2 separate regions of the Homo sapiens genome follow, and region 2 is linked to region 1. Evidence: chromatin loops called from intact Hi-C (ENCODE). Cell type or tissue: sigmoid colon. All regions are shown on one strand. Each heading gives the region's core, and the rest is flanking DNA. Links, peaks and the distances in the headings are about the cores only. Region 1 holds the start of INAFM2 (InaF motif containing 2). Region 2 overlaps BMF (Bcl2 modifying factor).

Region 1 (8,389 bases), core at 260-8,259:
CTTCCAGCCTTTCTGATTCTGTAGAATAACTCAAAACCAGAGGATGTGTAATCAAAGCTCTGGTGTTACAACAGATTTCATCCCAAATCGCCGGGCTTTGTCACTACAGGCTCAGGAAAGAGGGAAGGCAAAAGTGATTGCCGGAACAAGACAACATTTTGAGGAGCAGGAAAAAAAAAAAGATAAAAACACTTGCCACTCTACTTACAAAAGCTTGCTCTTCCTAAAAGAATTCTGTGAGGGGAAGGCCAGGATTGAAGCACAGCAGCATTGCTCTTTCCCTTCCTTCCTCCCTGGCCCATATCCAGATACTGAGGGCTGCAACAAGAAGCCTCTTTGGTGGGGGCACTAGGATGGAAAGAAGAGGGGATGAGTACATTCCCCACCCTCCCTAAATTGTTTCTACTTCTCCTAAGGCTTTCCACAGCCATGTCAACAGTCTAAGAATGATTATACTCTTTTGTGAAAGAACGTCATAAACTTATATTTCAGAAACAGGAGGGGAACAGGAGAAAGTGAGTGATTTAAGAAGCCGTGTTTGTGCCCTTCTGGCCAGGTGTACTTTTTGGGGGACAGCAAATAGCCCTTGCTTGACCCCTTCAGTCAGTAGCTACCCAGGGTGTGGGAGGATATACATAGAATTCTATGTGATTATAGCTTCTAGTGCATATGTCAACAACTATATACAGGGATCTAGAAATTTAATGCATCTCTGGCCACTGCAACTAGGTTGACGTACCTGAGCTCCACTACTTTTGGTGCCCTCCTCCTTTCGAGAGCTTCAGCTTACTTAAAAAGAGCCCCTACAGCTCCATCCTTCCCCTGAGTCTTGGGGGAAAGCCCCAGTCACCCCTGCATGTAGGATACACCAGAGCGAGCGGCGCAGAAGGGTTTGGTGCCGGGATCTCCCCACCCCTCCCCCCATCCCCCTACGGCTCAGGGCCCTGGTGCAGCACGGTCCTGGGCAGCAAACCCCCAGCCCCCCGGCGAATCGTGGTCCCTTGGCTGAAGATCTGGCTGCGGGCCTCCCGCTCCGGGGCCAGCCGGCGATGGTGGGAGTGTGAGGGGCGTTCACTCTCGTGGGGGTCACTCCCGCGGGCTCTCCACCCCATCCTGCTGCGAAGTCCTGCCTCTGGGCTTGGGGAGAATGGTTCCCGGCGGCCCCCAGCGCGGAGGGCTTCAACGACTCCCGGGCGCCGCCGCCGTTTCCTCTTCGTCCTCGTCCGGCCCCCGAGGCCGCTCGAGCGGCCCGGCCGGGGGGCTGTCCGCAGGGGGCTCCGGAGGCGCCGGTCGCGCCGCCTGCAGTGGGGGAACGTCGCGCGGCGCCTCGCGGCGGGACGACCCAGTGGTGTTGGGCCCCGCCGCCGCCGCCCCCGAAGTCCCAGACGGGCCAGTGGCGTTGGAGCCGCCGGGGGGCGGGCCAGCGGCTCCCCCCGAGGTCCCGGCGCCCACCGGCTGCCAGATGAGGCTGTAGTAGACGGCGAGCACGATGGCGGCCAGCGACACGGAGAGCACGTAGGCGAACACGGTGGCGAGCCGGACCCACTTCTTGTTGGTCTTGGCCGCCATCTTCGCCTTCTTGTCCCCGGTGTAGGTGGCCGGCTTGCCCCGCTCGGCCGGGGCCGCGTCGCGCTCCTTCATGGGGGGGCCCCGGCCTTTGCCCCGGTGCTCCACGGCCCCGGCTGGAGGGGGCCTGGCGGCCTGCAAGGACTGGGCAGGGGGCGGCCCGGCGCCCTCGGTTCCCGGCGGCCCCGCGCTCCGCCGCCGCTCCTCACGCCGCCCGCCCGCAGCCCGCCACCGCGTTGCTGCAGCCGCCGCCGGGGCCTGGACCAGTCACCGCCGCCAGCGCCGCCGCCGCCGCCGGCCCGTCAGCTGCTTCCCCGCCGCCGCCACAGCCACAGCCGCCACAGCCGCCACAGCCGCCCGGCTCCGCGTCCCCATCCGCCGCCACGCCGCCGCGCGCTCCGCCGCCGCCTGCCCGGCCGCCGGCCGCCTGGTCTCCAGTGGCCGCGCGGACCGCGCGCTCCGCTCCAGCCCGGCTCCCCCGCCTCGCGCGCCGGCAACAGGGGGCGGGGAGAGCGCTGCTGGGGGCTGCCCCTTAAAAGGGCGACGCCGGGGTCCGGAAGTGCCGCGAGGGGAGGCGGCGGCTGCCGGGAGCCGCGAGCCCCGCCGGGACGCCCCGTTAAGAGAGAGTTAAGGGAGGCTGGCTCTTAAACGGGCGACGTCACCGCGACCCCTGGTGGGCTGGCGCGGCGTAGAGTGGAGCCCCGGGCACTTCTTTAAAAGGGGGAACGGCGTTGTGCGAGGCGGAGTGCGGAGCTAGAAGGGGGCGGTCGGAGCGCGAGCTGTCAACTCTGGCGCCTCCCCGCTCCGCCCCGAGGCTCCGAAGTGACAGGTGGAATAGCAGCCTGGGCTTCGGACTCCAGGCCTAGGTTTATCCTCTGGGAGGGGACGGTAAGAGGGATAGGGAAGATACCACGTTCCAGCTCTCAGCTTGCTCCCCGCACCGCGTACCCCCTGGGTGGGTCTCCCAGGCCCATTCACAGCTAAAGAACCTGGTTGACGCCAGGGGTAGGCGGTTCTGGCACCTGGAGCGCTCACTGGGGCCGCAGCTGGTTGTGTTCCTTCCACCCAGTCCAGGCTGGGCTTCGGAGCTCTACTGAAGTCGTCGCAATTGCGTACCCCAGCCCGCCTCACCCCGCCAACCCTGAGCCTCCGGGACAGAGCCACGGACTGAGCTGTTCTCCAGACTCGCTTGCCACCTTAGTCCCAAAGTTCGCCGCAGGTCGCTGGTCCCGCTTTTTGGGTCTTCCAATTCCTGGTTTTGGCCTGGATTTGGACCCAAGGAGCTGCACTGAACCTGAGGAGTTTAACTCTCAGGACTCCTAGAGCGTTTTCACTCTCAGATCCCCTCCAGACCTCAAGGCTTGGGCGGTTGTCCCCTCCCCACTTTCCCATGTGAGGTTTGTCTTCTTTGGCTCCAGGCCAGGCGCCAGGCAGTGGGCTCTGTGCCTGGTCTTTGGACCCCCTAGGTGCTAACAACCCTTCATGCTCAGACTCTCCCTTGCGGCTTTACTTGTGCCCTCCCCCTCCTTCCGCTCTCTGCTCTCCCTGCCTTCTCTCCTCCCCATTCCCTCTCTATAAGGCTTTCCAGAATTCTGGTTCCCTCCTCCTTGGATGCTACTTCCTGTGTTCCCAGAACTGGGCATATGGACTGCCTGGGTGTCTGAATGAGTGAGGGAGACTTGTCTGGGCGTGTGTTGGGGAACAGAACTGTGGTTCTGATGGGGTTCTGTGGGTGAACCCTCCCTCAAGCCCCTGCAAGTGTGAGCCTGACCTGGCTTCTACCCTGTGGGGCAGGATCCCCTCTGCCCTTCTCACTTCCCCCCCTCCTCCAGGAATCTTTGGCTTCCAGAGGACCCCCCTTACACACACACACACACACACACACACACACACACACACACACGAGGAAGCCCTCCCAAAACAGCTGCCTTGCCCACCTCAGCAGCACAGAAGTCAAGTGGCTACCAGAACTGAGTGTGCTAGTGGACTGCTGGAACCACAGGCCTCTAACCCAGCCTCAGTCTCATTCCTGATCCAGGCCCAGGTGTGGGGCTGCCACTAGTAATGGCTAGCCAGATGCTATTTCAAGGAAAAAGCTGTTTTTTTTACTTTCTGAGAAATTTCAAGGATATTGGTAGTGTGGAGTGTTTATGGCCTTTTGTGGGTTGATGGGGAAGAAATAACTCACTCCTCCACCCTGCTCCTAGGTCAGCCAGGGCAGCCTGTTGACTTAAAATTCCTGAATTGTCGCCGGGTGCGGTGGCTCACGCCTATAATCCCAGCTTTGGGAGGCCGAGGCGGGCGGATCACGAGGTCAGGAGATTGAGACCATCCTGGCTAACATGGTGAAACCCCGTCTCTACTAAAAATACAAAAAAATTAGCAGGGCGTGTTGGCAGGTGCCTGTAGTCCCAGCTACTCGTAGTCCCAGCTACTCGGGAGGCTGAGGCAGGAGAATGGCGTGAACCCGGGAGGCGGAGCTTGCAGTGAGCCAAGATGGCGCCACTGCACTCCAGCCTGGGCAACAGAGCCAGACTCCGTCTCAAAAAAAAAAAAAAAAACAATTCTTGAATTGTCTCTGGAAGTTGTCCTCTCTTCTCTCCCCTGCTCTAGGGCCTTCCTGGCAGGACATATCATACAATTATTCCATGATGAATTATTCTTAAAGATTCCAGGTTGAGGCCAATACAAAGCTTCCTTCAGTCCCCTTTCGTGAATGCACTCCATATTGCTTCTCCATATTTCTGTTGCAAATTAAATGCCTTTCTTCTTGCTTGGTTCTTAGTGGAGTGGGAAAACAGCATGTCACTCTTCTGTACCAAAGAATAATATACTTGAAGCCTTTATTCAATTCCTCTCACTCTGTCTTTTCTAAACGAAACAGTGCCAGATTCTTTAACCTGTCATCAGTAATCCCTATTTATTGTCTGGATTTACATAGTGTCTTTTACCCCAGGAACTAAGAATGCTTTCAGATATAATTGAGCCTGATCTCCCCGGTGCCTGAGCCATTAAGAAACCATTAGTGTTCTCCTGTTGCAGAAAACTAAATGGCCCCCTAGTGGCCTGAAAGTGAATATGCCTCCCCCCACTAAGAACAGGCAGGGATCAGAGAAATCAGAGAATCAAGGCAGCTTGGGGACAGAATGGGCCCCAAAAGTCATCTTTTGTGAATACCCCTGTGGGCCCTAGAGCCTCCTCCACAAAATCCCTGGGGAGCACTCAGCAGCGTCAGCCCAAAGACCATCTGGGATGGTGGCATACCTTACTGTCTGCTCCCTGAGGCAGCCCTTTTTGGCTTTGGAAAGTTCTGACCAATTATGACAATAACAGTGCCCTTAGAATGTGCTAGGCACTATACCAAGCCTTTACATTCCTTGTCTTATTTGTCTCCCAATGACCTATCAGGTAGTACTGTTTATCTTCATTTCATAGATGAAGTCCCTGCCTCAGAAAGGGCCAGGAACTTGCTCAAGGTCACATAGTCCTAATGCCTTGGAATTCAAAAGCCCTGATGGAATTCAGACCTCTGACTCCAGGGCATTAAGCTCTTGATCCTGGTTCTGCTCTGTCTCATAGGCAAAGCTAGACTTTGTCTCTATAGTGGATATTGGGGGTTACTACCCGGGTCAGCCTCAGGAGGGAGGTGCTCATTCTTCCAATTGTCAGGAGTGTTGGCTATGATGGCTCAGCTGCAACTGTCACTGGGACTTGCCTTCTGACACCAAAGGAAGCTGCCTCTCTGTCCTGGCCTACAAGCCCAATACATAGAGCCAGATCACAATAAAGCCCAGTCAGAGATGTGCAGGGGCCCACTAGGGAAGAAGGCTAGACCATGAAGTAGTTGCGGAAGTAGCCAGTATATACTGGCAGGATCCAGGAGCGAATGTATAGGCTAGATCAAGGTGGGGTGTGGTGCCACACATTAAGTTGAACAAGGGATACTTCGTTGTTATAGGAGTATTCTCCTGTGAATCAGGATGTGATATCCTGACAAGGATCCTGGGAGACAGGAGGAAGGCAATGGCCACCAGAGTGTAATGGAAATGCCAGAACTACCACAGCAGAATGTGGAAGAAGGGTTCAAAAGCTCACAGAAATGGGTATATTCTATGTAAGGCCAGAAACCACTTAAGTTCTGCAGGAAGGCCCAGAGGATACTCTAGTTACCAAAGCAACAAGGAACACACTGGTGAGAGCGGTACCAGCATCCCTGAGAAGCTGAGTTTGGACTGTCCTCTGTAAGCCATGCCTGACAGCAAGAGGCCATTCCAGAACTGGCTCCAGATAGCAGTGGGGATGATAGGACCATGAAATCATAGAAGCTAGACAGCACAACTGTTGTAATAAGCAGCAAGTTGGAGTGGCAGTGGGGGCAGTCCTGGCCAGTAGAGGACCATGGTTGAAGATGGTTGATAGCATAGCATCCCTGGAGCAAGCTAGCTAGGCAGCCAGTAACAGTACTGCTCTATCTATACCAGTGATTCTCAAATGTTTTAGTTTCAGGATCCCTTTACACTCTTAAATATTGAGGTCTCTAAGCCTGATGTGGTGGCTCGCACCTATAATCCCAACTACTTGGAAGGCTGAAGCAGAAGGATCACTTGACCCCAGGAGTTCAAGATCAGCCCGGGCAAAATAGTGAGACCTCATCTCTACAAAAAAAAAAGTTGAAAATTAGCTAGGCAGGGTGGCACATGCCTGTAGTCCCAATTACTCGAGAGGCTGAGGCAGGAGGCTCGCTTGACCTCCGGAGTTTGAGACGGCACTAAGCCATGATCATGCTACTGCACTCTAGTCTGGGTGACAGAGTGAGACCTAGTCTCTAAATATATATATATGTATGTATATATGAGAGAGAGAGGTATCTAAAGGGATTTTGTTTATGTGGGTTATAGCTATTTTTATTTGACATATTAGAAATAAGACCAAGGGTTTTGCAAAATATTTATTAATTTGTCTAAAGAATAATAAGCCCCACTACATGTTAACATAGATAATATATATTTTATTTATTTATTTATTTATTTATTTTCCAAGACAGAGTCTCACTCTGTTGCCCAGGCTGGAGTGCAGTGGCATGATCTCGGCTCACTGCAACCTCCGCCTCCCAGGTTCAAGCAGTTCTCCTGCCTCAGCTTCCCGAGTAGCTGGGATTACAGGTGCATGCCACCACACTCGGCTAATTTTTGTATTTTTAGTAGAGACAGGGTTTCACCATGTTGGCCAGGCTGGTCTCGAACTCCTGACCTTGTGATCCACCCGCCTCGGCCTCCCAAAGTGCTGAGATTACAGGCGTGAGCCACTGCACCTGGGCAGATAATATATTTTTATGACAAAAAATAATGAAAAGAGTGGCTTTGCTTTGTAAATTTGCAAATCTCTGGAATGTAGAAGACAACTGGATCCTCATATCCACTTTTTTTTTTTTTTTTTTTTTTTTTTAGACAGGATCTCACTTTGTCACAAGGCTGGAGTGTAAGTGGCGTGATCTCAGTTCACTGCAACCTCCACTTCCCAGGTTCAAGCAATTCTCCCACCTCTGCCTCCCAAGTAGCTTGGGACTTCGGATGCACACCACCATGCCTGGCTAATTTTTGTATTTTTTTGTAGAGACAGGGTTTTGCCATTTTGCCAGACTGGTCTCAAACTCCTGAGCTCAAGTGATCCACCTGCCTTGGCCTCCCAAAATGCTGGGATTACAGGCATGAGCCAACATGCCTGGCATCTCATATCTGCATCTACATTTAATCTGCTGGCAATTTGTTGTTATGGTTAAAATATATGAGGAAAATCCAGCCTCATATAGACATGTAGTTGGAAAAGAGAGGAACATTTTAACAGCCTTTTCAGATAATTGTGGCTGTTTTTCTTTGATGCTACACCAAAACCCAACAAGCAGTATTTTCTTAAATGGTGGTTGAAATGTAGACTATAAAACTATATCAGTGAACTTTTTTTGTGCTCAATTACATTAAAGTCCATTGATCTAACTTGCCCTTTGAATGGCACTTTTACCCATGCATGATTTTATAATATCCCACGTTGATCATTTGGAAAATATTGGTTCACTGAATTAAACATATCTTTGCAATATTGATACATTTCATTATATAATAGAAAAAATCACATTTGATAATATTATAAAAAGTTTAAGTATCAGGAATCTAGGAAGCTCATGATAGTGCATACATGTTTTCTAAAATTCTAGTTTTTACTTGAAAACTCAAATTTTGTAATTGGTAACAAACACTATCAGTTATTTTTTTCTCAAAGTGACAGGCTCACTTGGTTCAAATGTGAGAAAACATCTGCCAAATAGCCAAGTCTGCATAGCCATGGTTTTTCAGTTCTTCTTTCAAGTAAAACTGGTGTTCCATGAAAAGAGCAGCTAATTGAGCTCACGACCCAATCGCAAAAGTACTTTTCCCCAAGAGAACCGTTATACTTCCATATGCAGTAGAGTACTTTCATTTAATCACATGGAATATTAAAAAGACATCTATTTAAGGGTCATAACTTCATACAATTTAACAATTGATATCGTTTTGTTAAAGATATTCTAAAGTAAAACGACTTTTCTCCCTTCCTTTTTTTTTTCTTTTCTTTCCTCTTTCTTTCTGCAATGAACTACTAGTTCAGTTTGGTGTCACTGCCTTGGTTGTTTAAGGTGCCAGAAGTTTTACCCACCATTGCTTTAGCACCATCAGTGCAAACGACAACACAGTTAAAAAGGTAAATAACATGTTAGTATTATTATGAAAGCAATTTTGACCTTGTGAAACCCCTGAAGTGATCTCAGGGACCCCAAGGGGTCTGGAGA
Region 2 (8,389 bases), core at 336-8,335, 230 kb after region 1:
GCTTAGTAGCTCAGTTGGGTGCTTGGTAGCTCAGTTAGGTGCTTGGTAGCTCAGTTGGGTGCTTGGTAGCTCAGGTGTTTGGTAGCTCAGTTAGGTGCTTGGTAGCTCAGTTGGGTGCTTGGTAGCTCAGTTGGGTGCTTGGTAGCTCAGTTGGGTGCTTGATAGCTCAGTTGGGTGCTTCATTAAAATGTCCTTATTTCAACAGAAAACATCTTCCTAGCTTCCTTCAAGCAGGAATTTTCCTGCTCTCAATGTTCCTGTTCTTAATTGCAAGGCTCTTTCTTTCAGCCTTGGCCTGAGTAGGTTTAGAGAATGACAGGGAAAAGGGAAGAGGGAGGAAAACTTCACATCGTGGACTGTGCACCTTCCCCTAGAGTATAGACAATTCTGCATTTTGAAGAGATTGAGTGTGGTTTCAGATCACAGTCTGAAGTTATAATTTCAGACCAGTTTTAGCTTTATTTCTGTTTGATCTTCAGTTAGCTCTGCCTCTGAAAGGGTTATTTTTTTCTGGTCCACAGCGTCCTTACTAAATAGTTAATGATCTGGAAACAATGTCTTTAAGCATACTAGGGGAGCAGATCAGTGGTGATTTGCTTTGAAAAAGGTAATGCTATTTTCATAATGTCAATAAACACACTGTAAAATTTTAGTGAAGGAACATAGCTTTGGAGTCAGAAGTCAGGGCCTCAAATTACACCCCTCCCAACTAACTTGGGATGACTTTTCTGAGCCATTGTTTCCGTCGCTCTAAAATGGGTTGATTAATACCTGCTCTTCCTATCGTGAGGATCACATGAGAAGAAAGGAAAGTGCTCTGTTCTGTATCTGAGATATTATAAGTTGCTCTCTGTTTGGTAAATTTGCATTTTGTGAGTTAGGTTCTTTTAGAGCTGCACACGGCTTCGCTTTGCTTCTTCCTCTGATACTTTGGGGTGAATTAGCTCTAGCTGGAGCATCTGGAACACTGGTGACACACAGAGCCCCCAGAGGGTATGAATTGGATCTGAAAAGGGGAGAGGCAGAGGGAGATTCTTATCCAGGGAGCGTAGGGAACACGCTTTGTGCTTAGGGCAGAGGCTGTGTGGGATGAAACAGAGTTTGATTTATGTAATCCAACCTTGTCAGACACCACAGCCAGCTCTTTAGAGAAAAAAAAAAAAAAAAAAAAAAAAGGAGGCCTTTTACTAGTTGGGCCTCTCCCCAGGTGTGAGGCTGATACTATCACATAAAGTACATCTTTAGACCTGGCCAGACATCAGTTGTTCCTGGCCTCAGACAAGTGGGTTATCTTTCAGGGCTGACTCCTCTGTAGTCGGTCCAGCATGCCCTTGTTGAGTGCCTACTGTATGCCTTCCATGTTCCCCATTACACAGGATGAGCAGCTGTGCATTCAGGCATAGGGTGTTGCACACAGTAGGGATTGAAACATTTGTCAGCTGACTGCCTTCATCCCCTGTCCGTGGCAAGAAAATGAGGCTGGGCCAAAGAAGCCGCATGGGGCTCTGATGCCTGCTTGTGCTCTCTTCATTGAAGAGAACACCGTGATCTACCATGTTAGGGCACCTTCCCTGGGGGCATTCACCTCTATTCATTCCCTCCATTCCTTGGCCCTGCCTTCTAAACCATGTGAGTCCGAGGGCTCTAGGGTGAGCTTCCCCTCCTCTGTATCCCAGCCCCGACCCTTGGGTCACCCTGACTGTGTATTCTGGGAACTCCCATTCTGTGAGGGGTTCCCTAGCTGAGTCTAGGAGGGCAGGCCTGGTTCTGGGGATCTGCCCTTGTTGATCTCAGATTGTGCGCTGGGTGCTGTGCCGGGTGCCTGAGGGTCAGAGGCCAAGTACACTCATTCCTGGTTCCCCTCTCTTCCCCTTCTCCTCCACACCCTCTTGTGGAAGATCCCACGTTCTCTGGTGTTTTGGTATCTTTGTGTTCTTCATCCTGTTCAGTGAAGGCCAACTTCCTTCCTCCTCACTGTTTCTCCCACTGGCCTCCCTTCAAGTCTTTTTTCTTTCCTTTCTAGTCAGGCCCTTTTGTTAAACTTTTAGGAAAAATTTTATTTATTGTTGTATTTTGTAATCAGGGCATTCTTTGATTATCTTGGTTTCCTCATGGAAAAGGGTCTTGTGAGGGCTGCCCTGAGGCGGGAGAAGGCCAAAGGGAGCCTGTGTGGTATCTGCTTGTAGCCAGAGAGGGCTCATGGGCCCATGGGTGGTTCCCAGGCCCTACACTCAGCTGACAGAATTCAGTTGTTGGAGCTCTGAGTTGTAATCCTGAAGGTAGTCGTGGATGACAAACTCCTTAGGGTTGGAGAGCACCTTTGTGGTTTCCAAAAGGCTGTGGCCTGGCTGCCACAGAACCACCTGGGCAGGATTGACCTCTGGCTTGGCCAGTGGGGTAAGACATTACTTTGGTGGAAAGAGATCGAAAGGGACTGAAGAAAACACCAACACGTGAAGTGTTTTCTAGCCTGGAGGATCATGAGTGACTTTATTTCCTCCTCTGTAATGTCTTGTATTTTCCAATATTTCTACAATTAACATGTATTGCTTTTATGATTAAAATATACAATAAATGATTTCTGATCTCTAAAATGTCACCAAGGGAGCTTGTTCAGTATACAGATTCCTGGGACCCTTCCTTGAAATTCTGACCCAGTGGGTCTGGGAGAGGCCTGGAGACTCTATACTTACAAGAGCACCTCAGCTGGCTTAGTGACACAGTTGGGTTTAGAAACCATTGATCTAGTACAATACCTGCATTTTCCTTATAAGCCAAGAGAGAACTCATGAGCAGGTTGATGGGAGATCCAACCCGAAAGCCAGGTCCTCTGATTCCTGGTCCCTGGGGATCCATGCACCATAGAGCCTTCCTTACCAATTCATGAGCCTTAAGGACTGTCACACGCAGAGGCATGGAAACTAGTTCCTTCCCAAGGGCCGGCCCATGTATCCTGCCTCCTGCACCTAGGCCTGCCTGGGTCCCCTGCAAGACCTCAGCCTTCCTGTCTGAAAGCACTCTCTGGCCCACAGCTGCTTCTGAGTCCCCCAACGCTCCCAGATGATGGGAGTCTGTGCCTCATCTTCAGAGATCTCAAGTTGCCCAGGGAGTAGGTGGCCTCCATTAGTGGAATTTGGGAGAAAACTGAGGCATACAGAGATGAGAATTGCCTCAGCCCCAAATCATAGAATTCTCATCTGCTTTCCTTGGCCATTGAGCTGTTTTGAGATGATTTAGTAAAGGGGAGGCTAGAGGGTCTGCTTTGGTATAAAGAAAGGTAGTGGCACTCTGAGCACAGAGATAATGGGAAGGGACATAGCTCTAGGGCCAGATGGTCTAGGTTCAGTCCAGTCCCTGCCACTTAAACTAGCTATGTGGTCGCTAAGTAATGGGCATGATAATGTGCCTCAAAATCACCTGGGGAATCTTCTGATGCTGGGTCTGCATTTCCAGGCAGCTCTCTGATGATGCTGAGGCTGCTAGTCCATGGACCACCCTTTGAGAAGCAAGGATGCAGAACACACAGAACAGAGCCTGGCACCTCCCCACCCCCGACTGCCACCCTAACCCCACGTTACTATTATGAGGTGATGATTGTTCTTGCCACCGGTCTTCTCAGACAAGCACCTCAGGAGAACTGGAATTCCAGCAGACTGGCCTCTCCAGGGATGAGTCTGCTCCTGGATTCTCCTCTTGTTCGGCCACATGACCTCTGCACCTGTCTCGGTCAGCAGCTGGGGAGGGGAGGAGAGGGGGTCTTTGGCCCAGCTGCTGCAGGCCGGAGGCTTCGGGTTTGCAGCTGAGTCCATTTTCACGCTGTTTTACTCTAACCAGATTTTGTTAAGCCGGGTGTGTTTCCTCTTTTTACTCATCTTTGTTTACAAAACACGAGGAAGCCATCCATCTCCCCACCCTCTGTCTGCCAGGCCTCTTCTGTGGCACGCCCGATTTCCCTTCCCCTCCGGGCAGGAGCTGCGCCTCCAGCTTGCCGGGTTGTTTTCCAGGCTCTTCCACGGGGGAAGGAGGAATGCTGTTGCCATGATGGACGGGGGCATTCCGTGTTCACCTGGGTTGTCAGGCCCTGAGGCCAGCTGCCTGGATGCCTCTCTTTTTGTGGCCTAGGGCAGCGTGAAGGGGAAGCCAGCAACCTGCATGGTGGCCCTGGGAAAGGTCAGGGAGGCCAGGGCTGGACAGAACCTGGAAGCTCTGGGAGTCCAGGCAACCTGGGCCCCCTTTCCAGCTGTGCCGCTGGCTTCCTCTCTCCTCTTCCCATCTGACCAGGAGTAGTTGCCTGGTGGGGGCTGGTGCTGTGGTTAAAGACAGTTTAAGAGAAGGCTTGGACACCTCATGTAAACTTGCTTGCTGACGGGGCCACTGAAGTAATCCAAGTCCAGCCCGTGCTGGCTCCTTTCTGCACACTAGGTTTTTATTCCCCTGTCCAGTGAGAACCCTGTGGAGAGGCCCCCGCCCAGTCCTCCTGCCCTGGCAGACAAAGAGAGAACAAAGACCGCCTCTTCCAGCACCCCCCAGTTTCCACCCCCCCAGGCCTCTCCTGGGAAATGGTACCTGTGTGGGCAGGGCACCAGCCCCAATCTGGTGAGCCACTGACCCCTGAACTTTGCCCCTAGCTTCCCAGCCTGACAGTAGGACCTGGGATAACCTCCAGAGCATAGTATATATTCTTTGTTTTTGTTTTGTTTTCAAGTATGTTCTTGCTTAATGTTTAATTGGCTCCAGTCAGTAGGAGAGCGCTCCAAGAGGGATTATTTATGGCTTACTGTCAAGAGCATCTATAAAAAGGGCAGCACCGAGCTGGAGATGCTGGGGAGGGAGAGCGGGCGGGCGCACAAGGGTGTGTGTGTGTGTGTGTGTGTGAGTCTGTGTGTGTGCGTGTTTGCACTGGATGAAATCAGATTTTTGCTGCCTCAGCAGTGTGGTTTAAATTGAAGATTAACCCTTTGACCTTCACAGTGTCAAATCACTTGCAGATGGAGGCCCCCCCTTTCCCCTTGTTCTCTGTGTTACTTTGGAGTCGGGGGAGAGAGGGGGGCACTTCTTCTCTTTCTGAAGCCAGTTTGTTGTTCATGCAGCTGAGGTTTGAGGGGCTCGGGAGCCAATCTGATTAAAAGCAGCACTTGGCTAAACTCTGGAAAATCCTGCAAGCAGGGGAAAAAGCTTAATCCTCTTGTGCATAGTGCATATAGAGCCTAGTCTTTTCTTTTTAATGTTAAAACTGCAATTGTTTTTGGAGAACTCAACTCTCTCCTCCACATGGCAGTGTCTCTTTCACCTCCCCCTCCTCCCCGCTGTGAGCTGTACTGATAGGATTAAAGTGCCAGCCGTGAGACTTGGAGATCTGAACTTTTACTGGAAATGAGAGGGAGTCGTCTAAGATTGCGTTTGGGAGTTATGTTGGTCTTTTTTTTTTTTCTCCCTTCAGCACCAGCAGAACCAAAATCGTGTGTGGTGGCAGATCCTCCTCTTCCTGCACAACCTTGCTTTGAATGGAGAAGAGAACAGGAACGGGGCAGGCCCTAGGTGAGGGTGGGCTGCCCTCTTCACATGGGGCACCAGGAACACCGTCTGGAACAGGAAGGACATCGGGCAGGACTGACACTGTGTCTTGTGAAATTGTTTTTTTGTTGTTATTTTGTGTTTTAATTTTTTTTAATTTCTCTCTGAGTGTACATACAACATACTCAAGCGGGACCTTCTTTCTCTGTCAGGCCCTTGACCTGGAATGGGGGCCTTTGTCAAACACTGTTGAAGGAGAGGCTGATGTGTCTGTGATGGTGAGAATTCCCAAGGGCTCTGACAAGTAGATTCTTCGACTGAGGAATCTACCAGTTGTCGAAGATGATCCGTTAGTGATGTTCTCTGGGAAGTGGACTGTGGTTTTTCCAGAGGAACTCAGTTAAGAAATCGAGAGTGGATTAGACTCCCAGTTCCACCAAACCTATGAGCCTTCCACTGTGGATGGGGGCCGTGATCCTGATGGTCACATTGCTTTAACCCAGCAGGGCTTCGGCCAGGGGCTTTCCACTTGAGGATAGCAGCTTCACTAGGCTGGCCGGCCAGCTCCACATCTGACTGGGTTCTTACTTCTCAGCCAGTACCTGCCCCATGGGCTCAAGGATTCCTGGCCAGCTCCTGCCACCTCCAGCAGACCTCAGGGAGGGTTGAGTTTCTCTAAGGACCCCTCAAACATGTCGCAAAATGAACCAAACTTCTGGCTAGGCCTCAAAACTGACTTGGTCCCACTTGGAGGCCCCAGGATTGGTCCTGAGGTACAGAGCCACTGCCACCACTGGCGGCCTGGGACCAGCTGGGTGTCAGCCACGGATGAGCCGAATAGCCAGTCAGCATGTTGCTGCTGGCAGCCTGTGCCTTTGTCAGCTCTTCTTTCAAAAGACCCCACCGACAGACCGCATTCCACCCCCAACATCGGCACTGAGGGACATCGGGGGCAAGTTTGCAGTGGGGCCGGAAAATATGGTGGCCACCCTACCATGAGAGTCAGCCGTAGGGGACCCCAGACCCCTTGGTTTCCTTGGAAACAACATACCTCTTCCCCCTTATCCCCAGTCCTTTTTCATACCTAGTGGGATACAGAAGAAGCCAGGACAGTGGCTTTGCCAGCTAAGTGACTTTTAGAGTAACAGATAACGATTAGAGTGGGGAACCGTCAAAGCTGGGTACACATTTCCTATCTTCCTCCAGCTTCCAGCTAGGCCAGAAGGGCATGCTCTGGAACCCAGCAGGATCACAGCTGCCTGTGCACGTCTTCCCTTCTCTCCCTGCTGCGGCACTTATGGAGAGGATCTAAAGCAGCCGGTGTGGCAGCTCCGATAGCAGGCACAGGGAATCTGTTAACCAGACGCTAGAAACTAAATTATAACTTTTGCATATGTGAGAAAAGACAACATTGGTGCTAACAGTGAAGTAAGGCCCAAAGGAAAGACGGCTTCCCTGGACAAAGAAGACCTCAGGGCTACCCAAGGAAATAGGAGGAGTCTAGAGTAGACTCACAAATCTGAACAAGCCCAAGTCTTCCAGTTCTGAGGAGAGGAGGTCTTCAGTACTATTGAAGGAGACATTGATCTTCTGGATGTACAGTTGTGCAGGTTGTTCACTGCACAAGGGCACCTGCAGCTAATGGAGGCTGGAATTCAGCTTGTGTTCTGCTCACTAAGCTGTGTGCGTGCCCTGGTGTGGGGCTACTTCTCCCAAGAAGAAGGGGTGCCTTTCCTAATTTGCAAAGGTGCCATATGGGCTCACAGCACCCTGGAGGAGAAGGGCCTCAAACTGTGCATGTAAGCCTTTGTTTTGTTCTGCTCAGATATTCTGGATATTACCTCTTCTTGGTCAGAATTCTATTCTCAGGGTGTGTACCATGATTTGTCTGCTAAGAAGACGGGTTCCTGCTTTGCAGAGAAGGAGCCGGGGACCAGCTTGAAGACTGGCTCTGGGACACACTGACCATTGTGAAATTCAGCCTTCCCTGTGGGTCTCCATACCATTTTATGATGTGTATGGGACATACGTTGTTCTCCCCTCTCTGGATCAAGGTGGTGACAGGCAGCCTGCTGCCGTATGCTTCAGTGGCACACACCAAAAAACCGGGATTATTTACAGCAGCCACTATTCACCCCTTTTGGCAGACTCTCCACCTGAGTTCAGTGAGAGAGAAAATGATTTAGATCTTGGTGCTGGGGCAAGGCCATCAGCTTCAGAGACCTTGCCAGGCCCAGGCTGGGTGCCCTGTGGCCTGAGAACTGAGCCCAGACTTTGACAAACCCACCTCAACATCAAGCCTGGGGCAGGTGGAAGGTGGTCTGACTGCACTGTCTCCATCTTATGCAAAGCCAGGAACTCACTCACTGTCTTAAGTGAGCCAGGGCAAAATTTACACCCCTCACGTTTCCCTCTCCCTTCTTCCCCACCAACAAAACCCAGGAGGTAGCTGGCAGAGTAGCTGTCAGGAAGGAGAAAGGTTCTTTCTGGCTGGTTGTTTTTAATTGGCTTAGTGATCTAAACTGGCCCCTTCCTCCTCTGCCTGGTGAGTTGGCCTAAACATTCCTCAAGTCTAGCCTCAGGAGACCTGCCCCTCCCCCCCGACCTCCACCCCCTCAGACTCCATCCCCCACCCCCAGGAGCCTGGCTGTCTCTAGCGAGGGGTGGAGAATCAGATTTAGAGGGAGGGAGAGTCTGACCTGGATCCTGACCTGTAACCAGCTGAAGACGGTGGAGGCTTTGTGGCTTGCTGAGGGTGGGGGTTGGGAGAGGGACTGGAAACCTTCCTCCTCGGGAAAGAAATGCCTGGGAGGAAGGGAAGCCTGATATTCAGGGTCAAAACAGCCCTTCTAATTCACAACCCCAAAGCAGGGGT

What was found. Hi-C counts contacts between places; a loop is a spot of excess contacts. Peaks named below come from ENCODE experiments on the same cell type or tissue, not always from the same donor. Only the 100,000 strongest peaks of a DNase experiment are listed, where the experiment ranks them.
Region 2: a loop joins it to region 1, with 2.9 times the contacts of the local background. A loop is called at or near these places in 8 of 110 quality-filtered maps.

What each region holds. Positions count from the first base shown.
Region 1 is chr15:40,317,308-40,325,696 of GRCh38, reverse strand. INAFM2 (InaF motif containing 2) reads right to left here and starts at 2,005. Exons shown (of 1, transcript NM_001301268.2): 1 at 1-2,005. The coding sequence starts at 1,641. The coding sequence ends at 1,180. LOC112268152 (a long non-coding RNA gene) reads left to right here and starts at 2,054. Exons shown (of 3, transcript XR_002957721.2): 1 at 2,054-2,454; 2 at 8,204-8,301. RefSeq lists silencers at 1,298-1,527, 1,538-1,617, 1,948-2,317 and an enhancer at 4,328-4,845. In sigmoid colon, for the core only: CTCF peaks have their summits at 2,264 (motif pointing left) and 4,641 (motif pointing left); DNase peaks (open chromatin) are centred at 1,535, 2,226, 3,016, 4,636 and 1 weaker place; H3K4me3 peaks cover 2,895 bases; H3K27ac peaks cover 797 bases.
Region 2 is chr15:40,088,940-40,097,328 of GRCh38, reverse strand. BMF (Bcl2 modifying factor) reads left to right here. Exons shown (of 5, transcript NM_001003940.2): 5 at 5,441-8,389. The coding sequence ends at 5,542. Among named protein-coding and RNA genes, the nearest start is that of BMF, 16 kb to the left of the region's middle. RefSeq lists enhancers at 577-626, 3,392-5,970. In sigmoid colon, for the core only: no CTCF peak of the experiment used is centred there; DNase peaks (open chromatin) are centred at 1,731, 4,008, 4,398 and 4,838; H3K4me3 peaks cover 670 bases; H3K27ac peaks cover 4,712 bases.